2 separate regions of the Homo sapiens genome follow, and region 2 is linked to region 1. Evidence: read pairs that join two places in POLR2A ChIA-PET (ENCODE). Cell type or tissue: GM12878. All regions are shown on one strand. Each heading gives the region's core, and the rest is flanking DNA. Links, peaks and the distances in the headings are about the cores only. Region 1 overlaps SKAP1 (src kinase associated phosphoprotein 1). Region 2 overlaps SKAP1 (src kinase associated phosphoprotein 1).

Region 1 (2,819 bases), core at 63-2,562:
CAGAAGTCTAAACCAAAATCTGTGTAGAAAGCAATTATCAAGATTCCTCCAAAAGTCACAGAAATTTGGGTGTGGGGAAATTATGACATGTTATACACATAAATAGATGCCCTACATAGTACATGACCTATATAGTATAGTCTTCAAGTTCCCAAGACATCAATTATGGCTGTTACGTGGTGATGATACTTCAGCATCACCTCCATGTGATTTGACTCACAAGTTTTCAAAAGTGGCCTAAATCTGGACATGTCAATATATAGTAGCAACAGTTACTTTGAGAGGAAAATATGGAATGTTGATTCCTTAAAGTTCTTTCCAGGAATGTCCCCATGGCTCATCTGACACATGGTAAGGGTATATGATGGTACACCTATGTGACAAAAAGAGCCAGCATGACAAAGGCTGCATCTATGCCAAAGTAAAATAGCTTTTGGTACTGCTTATTTTTTCCCAACTTAAATGGCTATTTGTAAAAATTTAAATGACTAACAGACCAGTAGTTTTAGGCACAAAAGTCTAAAACAGAGAATGAAACAACCTGTAGAAAGCCCTCTGCTAGACTCTTATATGATCACTATGTTTTGCACGAAGCAACTGGGCAAAGGAAGTTGACTTCAATCGGGCAAGATCACAGTCAAGTTCAGCACTGCTTTCTGATTCCATAGACGTCTAAATCTGGAAGTGACAGTGCAAACCTTACTTGTGTTAAGGAAGAAGACTTATTGTACTTTAAACTAAAAAGAGAAACTAGTAATTTGAACATAAACTACAACTTGTATTTCCTTTCTTTTTAAAGCAGGGACCTAAAAATTGTAGCATATGATAAGGAGAAAAAAGTCATACTTTGAAAAAAGAAAAGGAAGGTCATGACATCCTAGGCAAGCAATTGAAAGGATTCAAAAAATTCTGAGTCCATCTTTAAAGATACTTTTTTTCTTTTACAATAAGCTTGCCGTTTTTCACCTAGGTCACAGAAAGCTTGCTGCAGATCAGGAAATGTCTTCAGTTTCCAAAGCCTCTCATAGCAGTGAGTCACTTCCTCTTTTTTTTTTTTTTCCATTTTCGCTGTTTATGGGTAAACATTGCTCTATTTGGATATATTTAATATTTTTGTGTCTGGCACAAATTTATCCATAAGGATCTAGCTTCTTTTCATACGTAATTCCTTTAATTTCCTGTCTGAGATCCACCTGTAGAATTATACTTCCGGTCTCCATCTACATCCTGTTTAAAGATATCACCGAGAGTGATATACCAATTTTTTAAAATTCTAAGCATTAGGAAAATGAGTACATAACACATTTATGTGTCTATGTGTATATACTATTTATGTAAACATATAATATATGCAAAACATATATGCATATACACATACGATATATGCAAATCTGTATATAGAAAAACTTAGTTTACTCAAGATTATTAAAATTGATCCTGGGAACAAAACAATACACCTTTTCTAGGCATTTATCCCTACTATAGAGACAGAGAAAGAAAGATTGTGAGAGGGAGACACACACATTCAGATGAGCCTTCAGGGAATTGTATGAACTTTTGAACCAGAGATGGAGAGCCAGAGCCCAGCCTGTTCCCACTTTAATAAACATTTTTTTCTTCAATTAATTAAGGTTTGGAAAGAAAAAAAAACCACAGAAGAGAAGTAATTTAGCATGCAATGCATACTTTACAGATGGATCCTACCTTCGGATGCTTATTAAATCTATGCATGACTGCGCTGGAGAAAATTAATTGCATTGTTTCTCACTATTGGAAAATAGGTTGCAAACAGCTCAAAAATAAAAAGGAAAATGAAGCAAGGTGGTTGTTGTTGTTTAAAAAAACAGCTATAGTATAAAAGAAATACTTTCAAAGTCCTAAAACAAGTAATACCCACGACTGGCATAAGAGCATAGATTTCTTTAAAATTGTTTTGATGTTTCAAAATACCATATATGCTGCCAGAATACATGTATCTACTTTAAGTTTGCAAATATTCTGGTCTAACTAAAATTTCCTACTCAGTAGCATTTGAACTATTCAGTTAAGTGGTAAGTTTTTGTTCAAATCCTGCTGTGAGGAAAGATTTACGTGAGCAGCTGGGAGTAGACACTGGCACACATTCACTGCATCATGGTTGGCTGGTATTCTCTCCATTCCAGTCTTGGGAAAAAGTGATAACTTCCTCATTTTTTCAGAGAAAAATAGAAAATATTATTATAAAATATTCAGAATACAGGTAATCATTTGCATTTTATCATCTTTAATTAGGAAAAAAAAAAGCACTACAGCTTCAGAAACTGAAGCCATTTTTCCTTTTCTGAAGGCCTGCTGGTGGAAGTTGAACTGTAACCTCTCTTAGACTGTCCTGAAAATGACCTTTATCAAACTTGAAAGGAGCATTCTCTGTCTAAGGAGTTAGACATTAATTTTCCTAACTCACATATTTCTAGATTTAAAAAAAATCCTTGTGTTACTTCCTTATAGACACTCCTTTTGGTAGGCCTTACCCTGTTGTTGACTGACTAAAAACATTTCACTTAAGAACTTCTAAACTTACTTGATTCCATGACCTAAATAGATGGTGGTTTTATTTTACTCTTTCACCTACTCTAAGTCTATAAATCAGTCTCTCTAATCCCTGGTTAACATGGTTATTTTAAACTATTTATCATGACACAAATTTTGCTAAAAGTAACAAACTAAGTACATATAAATAAATGAATCAGTCCTGTGTACAACAAGTTTTGTAGATACGGGTAAATATATACATTTACTAACATTGAGATTTATTTATATAGTGCCTTTCACCAGCAGAT
Region 2 (2,819 bases), core at 130-2,629, 150 kb before region 1:
ACAGTAAGGCATTTGCTCCCCGGGGGTTGTTCAACGCTCCTAACTTTGACTAACACTTTGTAGCACCCCTCTTTAGTCGTAATGCCAGGAGTAGGGATGAAGCCTTGGGAAGGTGCTCTCTGCCAACTCGAAGAGGGTGCGAACAGGAAGCAGATGAGTCTCAGCAGGGTACCTGCAAAAGCCAGGCTCCCAGTCTGTCTGCTCTTGCTCCAGGGGAACACTGACCCTGCCGACTGCAGATGTAGAAGCCTCGCCACAGTGATGAGAACTGAAATGAGTGAAATCAACTCTCTGCCCTTCAAAACAAAAGAGCAGGCAGAAGTGTAAGGAGGATGGCACAGTCCCAGAGACCATATGCATCCTGCTGTGGGAGCCTGGGAGCTTAATCAAAGCACCTACAGGTCCCGGGATCTGACTGTCTTTTCCAGATTTCATCCCTTGGCTGTATACCCGAAAAGGGCTGCAGGGCTGAGATGTTTAAAGCATGAATGGAAAATTTCTAACCTTCTCTCCCACTACCACCCCCATGCGTTGCTCCAGCCCAGTCTGAACACCACGAGGTATTTTAAAATAATTTCTACTTTGATGAATTGCTGGGGAGTCCACAATTGCTCATAATCAAAGGGAGAAAAATGCAAATGAGATCCGGCCGAGAACTATCACCACCAAACGTTTATTTCACTGCACAGTGCCAAAAAGAATTAAAACAACATTAAACTCACAGCAATCATGTTTAAGCCCTCGTTTCCAAGTGCCAAATTGCACCACTCTGGATCATACAGATGTTCGTTAATTATGCTAATTTTTATTAAACTATTAAAATGGAGAGAGTACTGGCTCAGTCAGGCAGACCCCAGCTCTGAATGAACCCTGCTCCTGTCTAAAGGTGCTAATTTACTGCATTTTTATTAAGTTGCTGATTCTTGAGTTTTAGTTTTAGGATGGCAAAGAGAACTGAATTTCTGGGATCAATGTTTTCTATAAAGTCTGATTTCTCTTTGCCCAGATGTTTGGAAAGATTGGAAAAATGCTGAGAGGCTCCCAGGAGACCTGAAATCCTCAATTTGGAAGTGTTTCTGTCTTCAAGGTAGGGATGCACATCTACAAGTGACTGTGTTAGGGCTTCAGAATTATACATGCTCACTATTCCATAACTCTACATATATTCTCAATGGTAGGGCTAAGATTTAAATTATACAAAATTGTTCAATGAAGATGTTTTAGATAAGAATATAAAAAGTTATTAAAAAAAAACCCACAAACCTTTCCATCAGGGCTTGCTTCTTGCCACAAAGTCTTTTTAGAAACTTTCATCTAAAATAAGCACAGTGTATGGTTTGTTCTCCTCATAAATATTTCTAGGTTTGACTAAACATCTGCTTCTCTCAATACCAACCTTGCCCCACCTCCTTGAACAACCCACATGAAGAAGTCTTAAAAATAAAAGTTGGCTATTTGCACTCCATTATATGGCTGTAGAAACTATTGGTCTGGATGAATGAAGCATTGAGTGAACCTGAAATAGACGCAGCGCTCACCATCAGCAACAATCAAAGTGTTTATGGCAGATTTCACACTGCCATAAAAGGATTTATGCTAATCTCCATCAACAAGGAAAAAAAAAAACCCTACCAAACCTGCCATAAAAAGAACAGCAAATTCTATAAACAAAAAGCAGTATGGCCACCAACAATGGGCATGTTGCACAGCTTGACTCTGCCTCCAGTGGTTTCCTATTGCTGTTTATGGTTTCAGGACTATCATGGACCTCCTCAGAGCTCCTCCTGTCACAGGGCCCTGAGTCCCTGTGTGGTGCTGCAAATACCCTGTCAGTAGGTGTCAGGGGATATTGGGGGAAAACCAGCAGGCGCCTATCATAAGGCTTAAAAGAGATTAAATACCCCTACTCCATGATTGCTACATTTTAATTTCTCTCCTCCCTGCTGGTTCCTATTTGTATAAGCTCTTCCATGGCTCCCCTGGAGTAGCACAGACATGACCTGGAATGACCATCCTGTCTTGGGATGAGAATTCAATTTCTAGGCTCAGTGAATCCTAGGCTGTTCCAACAAAAGGAACTCACCATCCTCCAGGGCACAGATTCTTAAACCAGAGTCTGTGAACCCCTGGCCTCTCTGTGGATGGATGTGAAGGAATCTTTGAACTCCCTGAAACTGGTGTAAAATTTTGTGTGCATGTGTACGTAGGCCTCGTCTCTGGGGTGAGGCCCAGAACTTTCATCAGATTCTCAAAGGGTTTATGAACCCTTTGCAGTTTACCAGCCGGCACTCTATGGGAAAAAAATACAATGGTCTTTATGGGCTGGATCTGTACTTTGGCCCAGGGTGGGTATCCTCGCGCTCCCCACACACAGGCCCCTGCTTTTAAAAAATACAATGAAGGAGAGGCCGGAGACGGTGGCTCACGCCTGTAATCCCAGCACTTTGGGAGGCTAAGGCGGGTGGATCACAAGGTCAGGAGTTCGAGACCAGCCTGGCCAATATGGTGAAACTCAATCTCTACTAAAAATACAAAAAAATTAGCTGGGCATGGTGGCGCACACCTGTAATCCCGGCTACTCGGGAGGCTAAGGCAGGATAATCGCTTGAACCTAGGAGGCAGAGGTTGCAGTGAGCCGAGATTGCACCACTGCACTCCAGCCTGGGCAACAGAGCGAGACTCCATTTAAAAAAAAAAAAAACAATGAAGGGGAATCAAGAATCCTAACTGCTTCCATGCTGGATTTCATGGGCTTCAGCCCTCCAGCTGAAGAGGCTGTTCCTCCTCAAAGGTCGACTGCTCTTGTGTACCTCTTTTAA

What was found. ChIA-PET counts read pairs that join two places held together with the same protein. Peaks named below come from ENCODE experiments on the same cell type or tissue, not always from the same donor. Only the 100,000 strongest peaks of a DNase experiment are listed, where the experiment ranks them.
Region 2: POLR2A ChIA-PET joins it to region 1 with 6 read pairs; 3 of 35 experiments call an interaction of 5 or more read pairs at or near these places.

What each region holds. Positions count from the first base shown.
Region 1 is chr17:48,294,576-48,297,394 of GRCh38, forward strand. The region is part of intron 4 of SKAP1 (src kinase associated phosphoprotein 1); the gene reads right to left. All of the region lies in intron 1 of SKAP1-AS2 (SKAP1 antisense RNA 2), which reads left to right. Among named protein-coding and RNA genes, the nearest start is that of SKAP1-AS2, 1.6 kb to the left of the region's middle. In GM12878, for the core only: no CTCF peak of the experiment used is centred there; DNase peaks (open chromatin) are centred at 607 and 1,016; H3K4me3 peaks cover 1,298 bases; H3K27ac peaks cover 1,765 bases.
Region 2 is chr17:48,143,805-48,146,623 of GRCh38, forward strand. The region is part of intron 11 of SKAP1 (src kinase associated phosphoprotein 1); the gene reads right to left. Among named protein-coding and RNA genes, the nearest start is that of MIR1203, 11 kb to the right of the region's middle. RefSeq lists an enhancer at 14-83. In GM12878, for the core only: no CTCF peak of the experiment used is centred there; a DNase peak (open chromatin) is centred at 1,505.